Linked DNA regions of Homo sapiens: regions 2, 3 and 4 are each linked to region 1. A link is a contact called in ENCODE Hi-C or POLR2A ChIA-PET data. All regions are on one chromosome and are shown on one strand. The core of a region is the stretch at or near the end of the contact, and the rest is flanking DNA. Distances in the headings are between cores, read along the strand shown. Region 1 has its middle 46 kb from the start of QPCT. Region 2 has its middle 47 kb from the start of CDC42EP3. Region 3 overlaps LINC03063 (long intergenic non-protein coding RNA 3063). Region 4 holds the start of LINC03063 (long intergenic non-protein coding RNA 3063).

Evidence for each region. A loop is a pair of places that touch in the nucleus more often than their neighbours do. ChIA-PET counts read pairs that join two places held with the same protein, here RNA polymerase II (POLR2A). Pooled maps may share reads with other maps.
Region 2: a map with no recorded cell type shows a loop between it and region 1 (5-fold over the local background). The contact joins two enhancer-like sites. A Hi-C loop is called at or near these places in 5 of 37 single-sample maps with no recorded cell type and 11 of 50 pooled maps. POLR2A ChIA-PET finds 5 or more read pairs at or near these places in 3 of 52 experiments (AG04450, T-cell and activated naive CD4-positive, alpha-beta T cell).
Region 3: a loop to region 1 is called in a map with no recorded cell type, with 5 times the contacts of the local background. The contact joins two enhancer-like sites. A Hi-C loop is called at or near these places in 1 of 37 single-sample maps with no recorded cell type and 3 of 50 pooled maps.
Region 4: a loop to region 1 is called in a pooled map, with 3 times the contacts of the local background. The contact joins the promoter of LINC03063 here to the enhancer-like site in region 1. A Hi-C loop is called at or near these places in 2 of 37 single-sample maps with no recorded cell type and 6 of 50 pooled maps. POLR2A ChIA-PET finds 5 or more read pairs at or near these places in 3 of 52 experiments (OCI-LY7, PC-9 and naive thymus-derived CD4-positive, alpha-beta T cell).

What each region holds. Positions count from the first base shown.
Region 1 is chr2:37,389,245-37,391,872 of GRCh38, reverse strand. No RefSeq gene overlaps it. Among named protein-coding and RNA genes, the nearest start is that of QPCT, 46 kb to the right of the region's middle. RefSeq lists an enhancer at 1,580-1,769. Within about 2 kb of position 1,297, at least 15 of the 41 ENCODE cell types and tissues checked have a DNase peak (open chromatin) inside an H3K27ac peak, as active enhancers do; they include OCI-LY7 and PC-9, where a contact is called at or near this core.
Region 2 is chr2:37,623,353-37,625,980 of GRCh38, reverse strand. No RefSeq gene overlaps it. Among named protein-coding and RNA genes, the nearest start is that of CDC42EP3, 47 kb to the left of the region's middle. RefSeq lists an enhancer at 526-795. Within about 2 kb of position 1,305, at least 6 of the 41 ENCODE cell types and tissues checked have a DNase peak (open chromatin) inside an H3K27ac peak, as active enhancers do.
Region 3 is chr2:37,598,527-37,601,154 of GRCh38, reverse strand. All of the region lies in intron 1 of LINC03063 (long intergenic non-protein coding RNA 3063), which reads right to left. Among named protein-coding and RNA genes, the nearest start is that of LINC03063, 37 kb to the right of the region's middle. RefSeq lists an enhancer at 330-419. Within about 2 kb of position 1,319, at least 5 of the 41 ENCODE cell types and tissues checked have a DNase peak (open chromatin) inside an H3K27ac peak, as active enhancers do.
Region 4 is chr2:37,561,142-37,563,769 of GRCh38, reverse strand. LINC03063 (long intergenic non-protein coding RNA 3063) reads right to left here and starts at 1,284. Exons shown (of 2, transcript NR_187223.1): 1 at 1,151-1,284. RefSeq lists cis regulatory regions at 1,141-1,499, 1,657-2,253.

The DNA.
Region 1 (2,628 bases), core at 48-2,547:
CAGGAAGGTTGGAGCTACTGCCATCCAACAATGTCTGAAGCAGATTTGTGGGGAGGAGACCAGGAGTTCAGTGGGAACTTGCTGAATCTGACCTTCAAGTAGAACTGTTCAGTAGGCCGTTGTACATACAAGTCTAGAAAACATTTGAGAGCTCCAGGAGTTGCCAACATATACATGGTATTTAAAGACTTGAAGCTGGATGAGGTCAACAATGGACTGAGATGGAGAAATGAAGAGGAACAAGAACTGAGTCTTAGAGCCTTTCAAACTTGACAAGTCTGAAGATGAAGAGGAATCAGCAAAAGACACTGGAAAATAGCCACCAGGGTGTTGGAGGAAAATCCCATACAATTCTAATTTCAGTGGGCACACAGGACAGAACATTCTATTCTCGAATCTTCTTTGGTTCCCTGAACCAATGTAAACAAATTCCATACTTCTGAGTGCTTTTTTCTTTATACCTGATGCCCAACCATTTCAAGCCCTCTCCCTGGGTTTCCTGTATAGCTCTGGTAACAGCCAGAGCCACAGCCGCGACATCATGAAAAGCTCAGATGGGCAGCCTCTTTCCTGCTTTGATACATCCCATGTCCAGAGGAAGAACTGTGGATCTAAACAGAACCCACAGATGGTGGCCTACCTAACACTATCAAAACACAGAAAGAATGAATGCTCAAACAAGCTCCCCGTCAGGGTGTTGTGCTGCTTTCAGGAGCCCAGCAGCATGTAGAAGATGATGTGCAGAACTCGAGGAAGAGGATAGATAGACTTGAGGACCCAGAGCATCCTACAACTTGAGACATGTAGCCCACTACCTCTATGAGGATCCTGCCCTATATCCTTGTGGACCATGTGCTGAAGTTGCCCTTAGGAGGAAGCAATGTCTAGGAATTAACTTCTGAGGTTCTGAGAACACAGAAATATCTTCAAAGCTTCATCTTTACAATTGGATTTACATACTGACTCATGTTTGAAATTCTGCCATTATCAGAGTTTAATCACTTGATTTTAAAATGTTTCTAATCAACTCTGCTGTTCCTTATTCTCAGCTCAAAATGGGAACATAGAGTTTGATAGAGAGGAACCGGGAGAAGAGAGAAGGCATGGGATGATGAGGAGGGAGAAAGTCCCCTCCACTTCTGCCTCACCTCCCAGGAAGGAAACTAGTCCATAACAGGGAGGCAGGAAATGTAACCTCCCACCTGGAGTTTCCCCTGTTGACAGATGGGGGAGGAAGTCATGGGGATGAGTCAGAAACTCTTTGAGGGAGGCTTTGCTTGAGAGCTGCCTATGCAAATTGTCTTGGGCTTCCTTTTCTGCCACAGAGGAAACAGACTAAACCTAAAGGCTTTGCTGGTACACAGAAGCCAAAAGGAGATCAAGTGTGACTATTCCGAGGTCAGGTTTCTCGCTCGATGCCTGAAGGAGGTTCAACACCCCCTCCTTCCTCTGCCTACTCCTTCTGGCCTTCTGCCCTCCACCCAATTCTCTGTCTCACCCACAAATCCTACCCAATGCAGAAAAGTACTCCATACTGTGGTTCTTCATTTCTCTTTATTTCATAACCATATTTCTCATCTCTCTTCCCTGGGACTTCCTCAAATGTCCTTCTTTTGAAGGAGAGAGATGAGGAGGAGGCAAGAGGCATACCTAGGGAATTCCCTGGAGTTCAACTGAAACTTGTTGCAGTTCTGTTTCTAAGTCACCATTTCCCTGAGGGCAGCACTTTCAGAACCTACTGGCAACTGAAGTCTAGATCCCCACTCTGAAGCTCAGAGCCTCCCTTTGGCGGGCCTTGGGAAAGGAGGACAGGCACAGACAGCTTACACCCAGCATCTGGCTCCTGGCTGTGAGCTTGGATCTCTCCCTGCATCTGTTCCCTCGGTGCCTAATTCCAGCCCTGTGGGTAGATTTGGTCTTCAATAGCTGTCTGGTGCTTCAAGCTTTGTTTGTCTAGCTAGAAGCTTCAATTCTTGGTTTTTTGTTTTTTTTTTTTACTTCAAATAACCAGGTACTCCATAATACTTGGAGTGTTCATCTGAAAACTCAAAATGAGTCACTTCGATTTGAAACAGAGATACAGGATTAGCATAATAGAGTGAAAAGGCATGAGACTGGGTGCAAATCCCAAAACCTGACTTCTGGCCCAATCTTCATTATTGTATAAACTTGAACAAGTTGCTAAAGCTCTCTGTATCTGAGTTTGCCCCATCTCCTCCAGGATGAAGCAGGGCAGGCCTTGAATGAGGACAGGGGCCCTGAGAGCTGGAGCTGGGAGGTGTAGATGCTCATGGCAGCCAGTAGAGCCAAGAGGCAGAGGGCAAACCAGGTTCTTAGAGAACACAAAAGGCCCAGACCAAGGATACCAAATCTCTCACCACAATCAAGAGTAAAAGCCAGGAGATACACTGTTACATTTTATATAGGGTAGTTGGAGAAGGCCTGTGATAAAGGGACATTTGAGGCAAGTCCTGAAGCCAGAGAAATAGAAGCTGGATCAGTTCTTGAATATTTGTTTAATCACCAAGTATGTATTAAACCTCTGACACACACAAATATCTCCAAGTTGCTGGGAATACAATGATGAAAAACATAGACATAGTCCTTGCCCTCATGAAACCTACAATT
Region 2 (2,628 bases), core at 56-2,555, 230 kb before region 1:
AATTACTCTCCAGAATTACTTAGCTCTGAGGGCACCACCACAAAGTCTGTGCTTTTCATTTTCTCATAATGGCTCATTATCAGGTCTGCATCCGTAACGCCTTGCTCAGGGTTTGAAATGAATCTTTATATAGTACTGGTCCTTTGGGCAAGCTCCCAATTTTACAATTGCTTCTCAGGCCCTTCGGCCAGGAGCCAGGAGAGTGGGTTCTGGGGGTAATAAAGGATCAGAGATGCTCTGTTTCTACTGTATACATGGAAGGAGCTTCCACACATCCTGAGGCAAGAGGATGTCACCACTCCATTTTCCAAACAGACCCTGACCAAGCTGGAGTAATGATGAGCTTGGAGGAGTCTGCACCATGGCCCTGCACACTCACCTACCAGGCCTCATCTTGTGCTGGATTTCAGGAAGGATGGGCCTGCCCACTGGGAATGGACTCCTGGCTTCAAGGGAAAAGCAGAGAGGGAAGCCTAAGATGACTCAGTGGGAAAGGGAGATGCAGAGATTTTCACTGTGTCAGAGCAGGTCTTTCATGGTGCATGCAGAAGCTCCTGTCCCACCAATTAAGACCCTCTGGAGTCCAATGCACTAGCTATTTCCAGCACAGTCTCCAATTATTCACCATCCCAAAACCTCACATCAGCCAGCCTGGCTTACTCATCTCACTCTCATGGATCTTTCACCACCTCTGTGATTCCACTCATGCCTTCTGCCTGCCTAGAATGCTCCTTTCAATACTCAAATCTACCTCCTCCAGGGAGACTGTTTCCAGGAAGACTCAGAGAGGCAAATAATTTCTTGCCTCTCTGAAACAACTTCATACATTCCATGTATAAATTAACCACGCTCAGCTTTCTCCCTCCCTTCTACTGTTAAAGAGCCGTTCATATTTTTATGATTACTTGACTTTGCTTTGTTGATGTATTTTCCTCACAAATATAAGTTCCTTGAAGGCAAGGTTTGTCTTATTTTTCTCATCTCTCCCGGCATCAACAATACTCAAATAAAGTCTCTAATTTAGTTCATTTGCTGCATTGTACCCTCAATTTACATGTTCATTGCCCCTCTAGCAAAAACCAGAGTAAGAAACAGTGGATCTGTGATTCAGTCACTTTAGCAACATTTAGATGTTTAGTTCGTTTATTAATGTGTACTATAATTTTAAGAGTCACATTTGTTTTCTTACTCCTGTATTCTAACCACATGCCTACTACCAGAAGTATAAGAAAACCTTTTTTTTTTTTTCTGGCTAGATCAAGAGCCAACTTGCTCTTCACCCTGTGAAAAGGGGAATTAGTCATGGGTGCTGAAAAAAGGAGAACATATTCAAAGTAAATATCAGTGCATGAGATTGCTTTTCACTCAGAATCTGAACACCCACAGTAGCCTGAATTTGTAAATATTTGCTGTCACTTATGTTAAAAAATATTGACTTCCTAAGCTATATTGCTACCAAAATATTTCTTTCTCGCATGCCTACCCAGACTTTTGGCCTATAGCTGGCAACATACCCTCTGCCTTAGGTTAACCTCATAGCAAGGGTAAAGCTTTAAGTGTACTTATGTGGTGAGAGAGAGAGCGAGAAACTTGAAAAAATAAAAATGGCAACATACCTAATGATAAAAGCACTATTTCCAAGTGTCTGAAGCCTATTATATGAGTTAAAAGTGAAACATCAGCCTAACTAATGCAAAAGCTTTATAGGGTCTGAGCAAGGATGACTAATCTCCAAAGCTGACAGTTTCACAGCTTACACAGGCTTCGTTCTGCTCAAGTGTGGGGAACACCCACCATCCCCACCATAGTCCAGGACATTATGGCATTGTACACTCATTCTCAGAACTTCACAGGGAAGATTATGGCAAAACTGGAATTCTCACTGAGGACACATCACTCTGAGCCCAATTGCCCACTGTCCCGCCTTCCATCCCCCGACCCCTGTCTTCTGGCTCCTTGAGCCTGCACGATCAATGTTTATTTTCACGTTGAATCAACCTGGGTTCAGAACTTTGAGCTCCACAAAGAAATCCACTAACAAAACCATAAGAAACAGTATCTTCACAGCAGATGCTACGGAAGAGTGGGGAAGAGTGAGGTAGTTTACACTGCCTATCTTATGACCACTATTTATCCCATCAAGTGCTTCTGGTCTCCCTGAAGGCACCTCCTAGGCCACTTGACCACTGTGAGTTATTCTCAGAGCCTAGCCTCTATGTATTACCCACTTCCAAAGCTGCTTCCACATTTTCAGGTATTTCTTACTAGCAATAGCCCATCTCCTCAGTATCAATTATCTGTCTTAGTTCATGTTCTGTTGCTATAACAAAATACCACAGACTGAGTAATTTATAAAGAAAAGACATTGATTTCTCACCATTACATGGTGAGAGGGCAAGAGCATGCCAGCTCAGATCTCTCTTCCTCTTCCTATTAAGCTACCAGTCCCATCATGGGGACTCCAACCCTGATGACCTTATCTAATCCTAATTACTTCCAAAAGGCCCCATCTCCAATCAACATACAAATTTGGAGATTAAGTTTCCAACACATGAAATCTGGGGACATATCAAAACCATAGCATCTCCCCAGCTCCCCCTTACTGTGACCTAACCAAAACTTTTTATT
Region 3 (2,628 bases), core at 70-2,569, 210 kb before region 1:
AAAGCTAGAGGAGAAGTCACTAGCAGCCACAAAACAGGAAAAGGGGGGATGCTTAATGCATAAACTCCAAAAACTGGAAAATAAGGAAAGATACTGAAGACTGTGAAATGAAACAGAGAGGGTGCACAGCCTTGCTTTTACTTGTGCCCAAACCCCCGGAAGTTGTACTTCTGAATTGATGAACTGAAACCTCAAAAGAAATTAACTGAGTCATTATCTTTTTCCTTCCAAATGAGGAACTGGGGGAGAAGATACTGGTGGGGAAAAGAGAATGAAATAGGGACTGACCCTACAGAAAAGAAAGCTCCACAGCTCTATGGTCTAAGGAGCCAAGGCTACATTTCCACAAGAAAGGAAAATATCCCTCAAGTAGGTCTTGACACAGGACCATCAACAAAGTTCCAGAAAATGAGCAGGGCTCAATTCTTTAACAAAGAGTGGAAATAACCTAACACAGCTGAGCTTTCTCCTTCTGTTACTATTCTCTTGGTGTGTAAAAGAATGAGTAGAACACAAGGATACTCAGGCACCAACCTATAGCTCTGAGGAGCAAACAAAATTGTCATATATAATGTTTTAAAAAATCAAGAAATAACCCTCTGTACATCAGAGCAAATAGAATGCCTAGACAGAACCACCCAAACTTTAAAAAAAGAAGTATTGATATGGCAGGCAATTATATACATTTTATGTGATAAGGAAGAAAGAGAGAAAAGGAAGGACAAAGAACTAAATAATAATGAAACACCAAGTACCCAAAGGAAAACTGCTTCACACTGTAGAATAACTTACCAAGTACTTGATCTGGCTAAAACAGACTCAGACCGGTTCCAAGATGGCCAAATAGGAACAGCTCTGGTCTGCAGTTCTCAGCGTGATTGACGCAGAAGACGGGTGATTTCTGCATTTCCAACTGAGGTACCTGGTTCATCTCATTGAGACTGGTTGGAAGGTGAGTGCAGCCCATGGAGGGTGAGCTGAAGCAGAGTGGGGCGTTGCCTCACCCGGAAAGTGTAAGGGGTCGGGGGATTTCCCTTTCCTAGCCAAGGGAAGACGTGACAGACTGTACCTGGAAAAATAGGACACTCTCACCCAAATACTGCACTTTTCCAAAGGTCTTAGCAACCGGCAGACAAGGTGATTCTCTACTGTGCCTGGCTCGGCAGTTTCCATGCCCACGGAGCCTTCCCCACTGCTAGCACAGCAGTCTGAGATTGAACTGCGAGGTGGCAGCCTGGCTGGGGAAGGGACGTCTGCGATTGCTGAGGCTTGAGTAGGTAAACAAAGCAGCCAGGAAGCTCAAACTGGGTGGAGCCCACCGCATCTCAGCAAGGCCTAACACCTCTATAGACTCCACCTCTGTGGTCAGGGCATAGCTGAACAAAAGGCAGCAGACAACTTCTACAGACTTAAATGCCCGAGTCTGACAGCTCTGAAGACTGCGATGGTTCTCCCAGGATGGTGTTTGAGCTCTGAGAATGGACAAACTGCCTCCTCAAGTGGGTCCCTGACTCCCGTGTAGCCTAACTGGGAGACACTTCCCAGTAGGGGCCAAGAGATACCTCATATAGGCGGGTGCCCCTCTGGGATGAAGCTTCCAGAGGAAGGATCAGGCCAGCAATATTTTCTGTTCTGCAATATTTGCTGTTCTGCAGCCTCCACTGGTGATACCCAGGCAAACAGGGTCTGGAGTGGACCTCTAGCAAATTCCAACAGACCTGCAGCTGAGGGACCTGACTGTTAGAAGGAAAACTAACAAACAGAAAGGTATAGCATCAACATCAACAAAAAGGACATCCACACCAAAACCTGATCTGTAGGTCCCCAACATCAAAGACCAAAGGTAGATAAAACCACAAAGATGGAGAGAAACCAGAGCAGAAAAGCTGAAAATTCTAAAACCTAGAGTGCCTCTTCTCCTGCAAAGGATCGCAGCTCCTTTCCAGCAATGGAACAAAGCTGGATGGAGAATGACTTTGACGAGTTCACCTAAGTAGGCCTCAGAAGGTCGGTAATAACAAACTTCTCTGAGCTAAAGGAGCAGGTTCGAATCCATCGCAAGGAAGCTAAAAACCTGAAAAAAGGTTAACGAATTGCTAACTAAAATAAACAGTGTAGAGAAGACCTTAAATGACCTGATGGAGCTGAAAACCATGGCACGAGAACTTTGTGATGCATGCACAAGCTTCAAAAGCCGATTCGATCAAGTGGAAGAAAGGGTATCTGTGACTGAAGATCAAATTAATGAAATGAAGTGAGAAGACAAGGTTAGAGAAAAAAGAGTAAAAAGAAATGAACAAAGCCTCCAAGAAATATGGGACTATGTGAAAAGACCAAATCTACGTTTGATTGGTGTACCTGAAAGTGATGGGGAGAATGGAACCAAGTTGGAAAACTCTCTGCGGGATATTAAACAGGAGAACTTCCCCAACCTAGAAAGGCAGGCCAACATTCAAATTCAGGAAATACAGAGAACGCCACAAAGATACTCCTCGAGAAGAGCAACCCCAAGACACATAATTGTCAGATTCACCAAAGTTGAAATGAAGGAAAAAATGTTAAGGGCAGACAGAGAGAAAGGTCGGGTTACCTACAAAGGGAGCCCATCAGACTAACAGCAGACCTCTC
Region 4 (2,628 bases), core at 35-2,534, 170 kb before region 1:
CCTGAGAGGCCACTGCTGCCAGAACTAGGAACCAACTCAGGGAGGCTTGTGGGAACTAAGTCTTTACCACCTAGTGCTAAAAAATAAACGGAACGGTTTTTCGAAAAATACACAAAATTATCCTCAAAGCAGACGTGCAAAGGCCACTATCTCCCTCCTTCCCACAGCCCTCGGACACTCTGTGATCCAATTTCTTTACCTTAAATGTAACCCACTGTTGTTTAATGGGAAGAAGAAAGAGGAAAACAAACCTGCTAAGAAAGTGGACCAGACAAATCCAACTCAAGAATCCCCGCCCTACAAGTGTGCAGAATGAAAATACTCAAAGAGGTCTTCAACTATTTGGATGCCATGACTTCTTGAAACAGACAAATGCAATTTTGAGAGTAGTTTGAATGATTTTAGAACCTAGCAGGAATATTTGTCATAAGATAAAAAAGGCATCAACTCATTTCCCCTCCTGCCACCTCCATTCCCTGCTCTCCACCAGAGCTCCTCAAAGCTCAGGAAAGGAAGGCAAACAACAAAAAGAAACAACAACAACAAAATCAAGTTTCTAAAATTCTATTATTTATGGAAGGTAAAACTAATGACACAGCATAGTTGGGGTTTCTTACAGAATCAGTGTGCATTGCATAAGACTATTTTAAATTATGTCCTGACATGGTGGCTCATACCTGTAATCCCAGCACTTTGGGAGGCCGAGGTGGCTGGATCACTTGAGGTCAGCAGTTCGAGAACAGCCCGGCCAACATAGTGAAACCCCATCTCTACTAAAAATACAAAAGTTAGCTGGTTGTGATGGCGCATGCCTGTAATCCCAGGTACTCAGGAGGCTGAGGCAGGAGAATCACTTGAACCCGGGAGGTGGAGGTTGCAGTGAGCTGAGATCGTACCACTGCACTCCAGCCTGGGTTACAAAGTGAGACTCTGTCTCAAAAAAATAAAAAAGACTTTTAAATTATAATGAAATTTTATAGCTGTTGAATTTCTATTTTATAAATATATCTACTCTAAAGTAAAATTGTTTCTCTATAACACCTACAGGTCATATGTATGATTGTTAGGTTTATTTGCTGCTTAGTCCTTGATCAGAAATGCAACTCCCAAATATAATATAGTAGGCCCCCTTACCCATAGTTTCAGTTACCTGAGGTCAATTGTGGTCCAAAAATATTAAACGGAAAATTCCAGAAATAAATAATTCATGAATTTTAAATGGCATGCTGCTGTGAGTAGCTTGATGAAATCTCCAGCCTTCCTGCTCCGTCCCACCAAGGATGTGAATCATCCCTTTGTTCAGGGGATCCGTGCTGTCTGCCTCCCCACCCATTAGTCACTTTGTAGCCATCTAGATTATCAGATCAACTGTCACTGTACTGCAGTGCTTGTCTTGAGGAACCCTTATTTTACTCAATAATGGCCCCAAAGCACAAGAGTGATTATGGTAGCATACTGTTATAATTGTTGTATTTTATTAGTTTTTCATCTCTGTGCCTAATTTATAAATTAAACTTTATCATAGGTAGGTATGTATAGGAAAAAAACATAGCATATACAGGGTTGGGTACTATCCATGTTTCAAGCATTCACAGGGGGTCTTGGAATGTATCCCCCAGAGATGAGGGGGGACTACTGTATTCCTCATGTAGTATTTTTGTGAGACTATTCTTTTTGTGTTTTAGCATGAGGTTATCAGGAACTTGTCACTCCTGCATGGGCTCAGTTACATGGGGGAAAAATAATCCCAGAATTTCACTGGCCTCAAACAACAAAGCTATATTGCTCATTCATGCTACATGATCACCTCGGGTTGACAGGGACTCTACTTCCCTGGCCCTTACTCAGGGATTCAGGCCAATGCAGTAGCCACTATCACAAGCCTTTCTGGATATAACATCAGAAAGAAAGAAAGAAAGTGTGACTCATAGCACACTCATGCATAAAGTTTTCACCCAGGACTGACACCTGACACTTTCTCTCACGTTTCATTGGCCAAAGCAAGCCATGTGGCCATGCCTAATCTCAAAGAGGCAGGAAATGCAATCCTGAAGAAGAGAGATAAAATTCGTAACTAACACTAGTGACCACCAAAATTTGTTTTGGAAAATAGAGCCTCCTGTTTTTAAACAAGTTTTATTCTTTTAGCTACATTAAATTACCTATTAACCAGCCACATCTTGACGGTGTTAGAATTCTAAGGATGGATTTTAATCTATTAATTTAAACTTCCATTCATCTGAAACATCAACCAAATACAGATTTTTTGTGTGTGCCCTTTGTTTTAGGCAAAATGCCATAAAAATTAATAAGACAAAATCCTACAAACAGATCCCAGGTTGGGTAATTTGGTCTTGTGCCAGAAGGCACAGCTTTCTTTTCTGGAAAGGACCCAGGTTTGGGATTGGCTATAGTTCCTCTTTCCATAAAGTCTGAATCTGTCAACCTCCACAGCATAGAGGATTCATTTGTCACACCTGGCATGCATCTGAGGAATGAATTAACACTGGTGTTTTAAGGAAATTTCATTTTAGCAAATTTTGGTTAGCAGGTGATTTTGTGGTTTCAACTTTATTTCCATATAATTAATTTCCTACAGCCAGCTTAGAGTTGCTGAATCCAGACTTC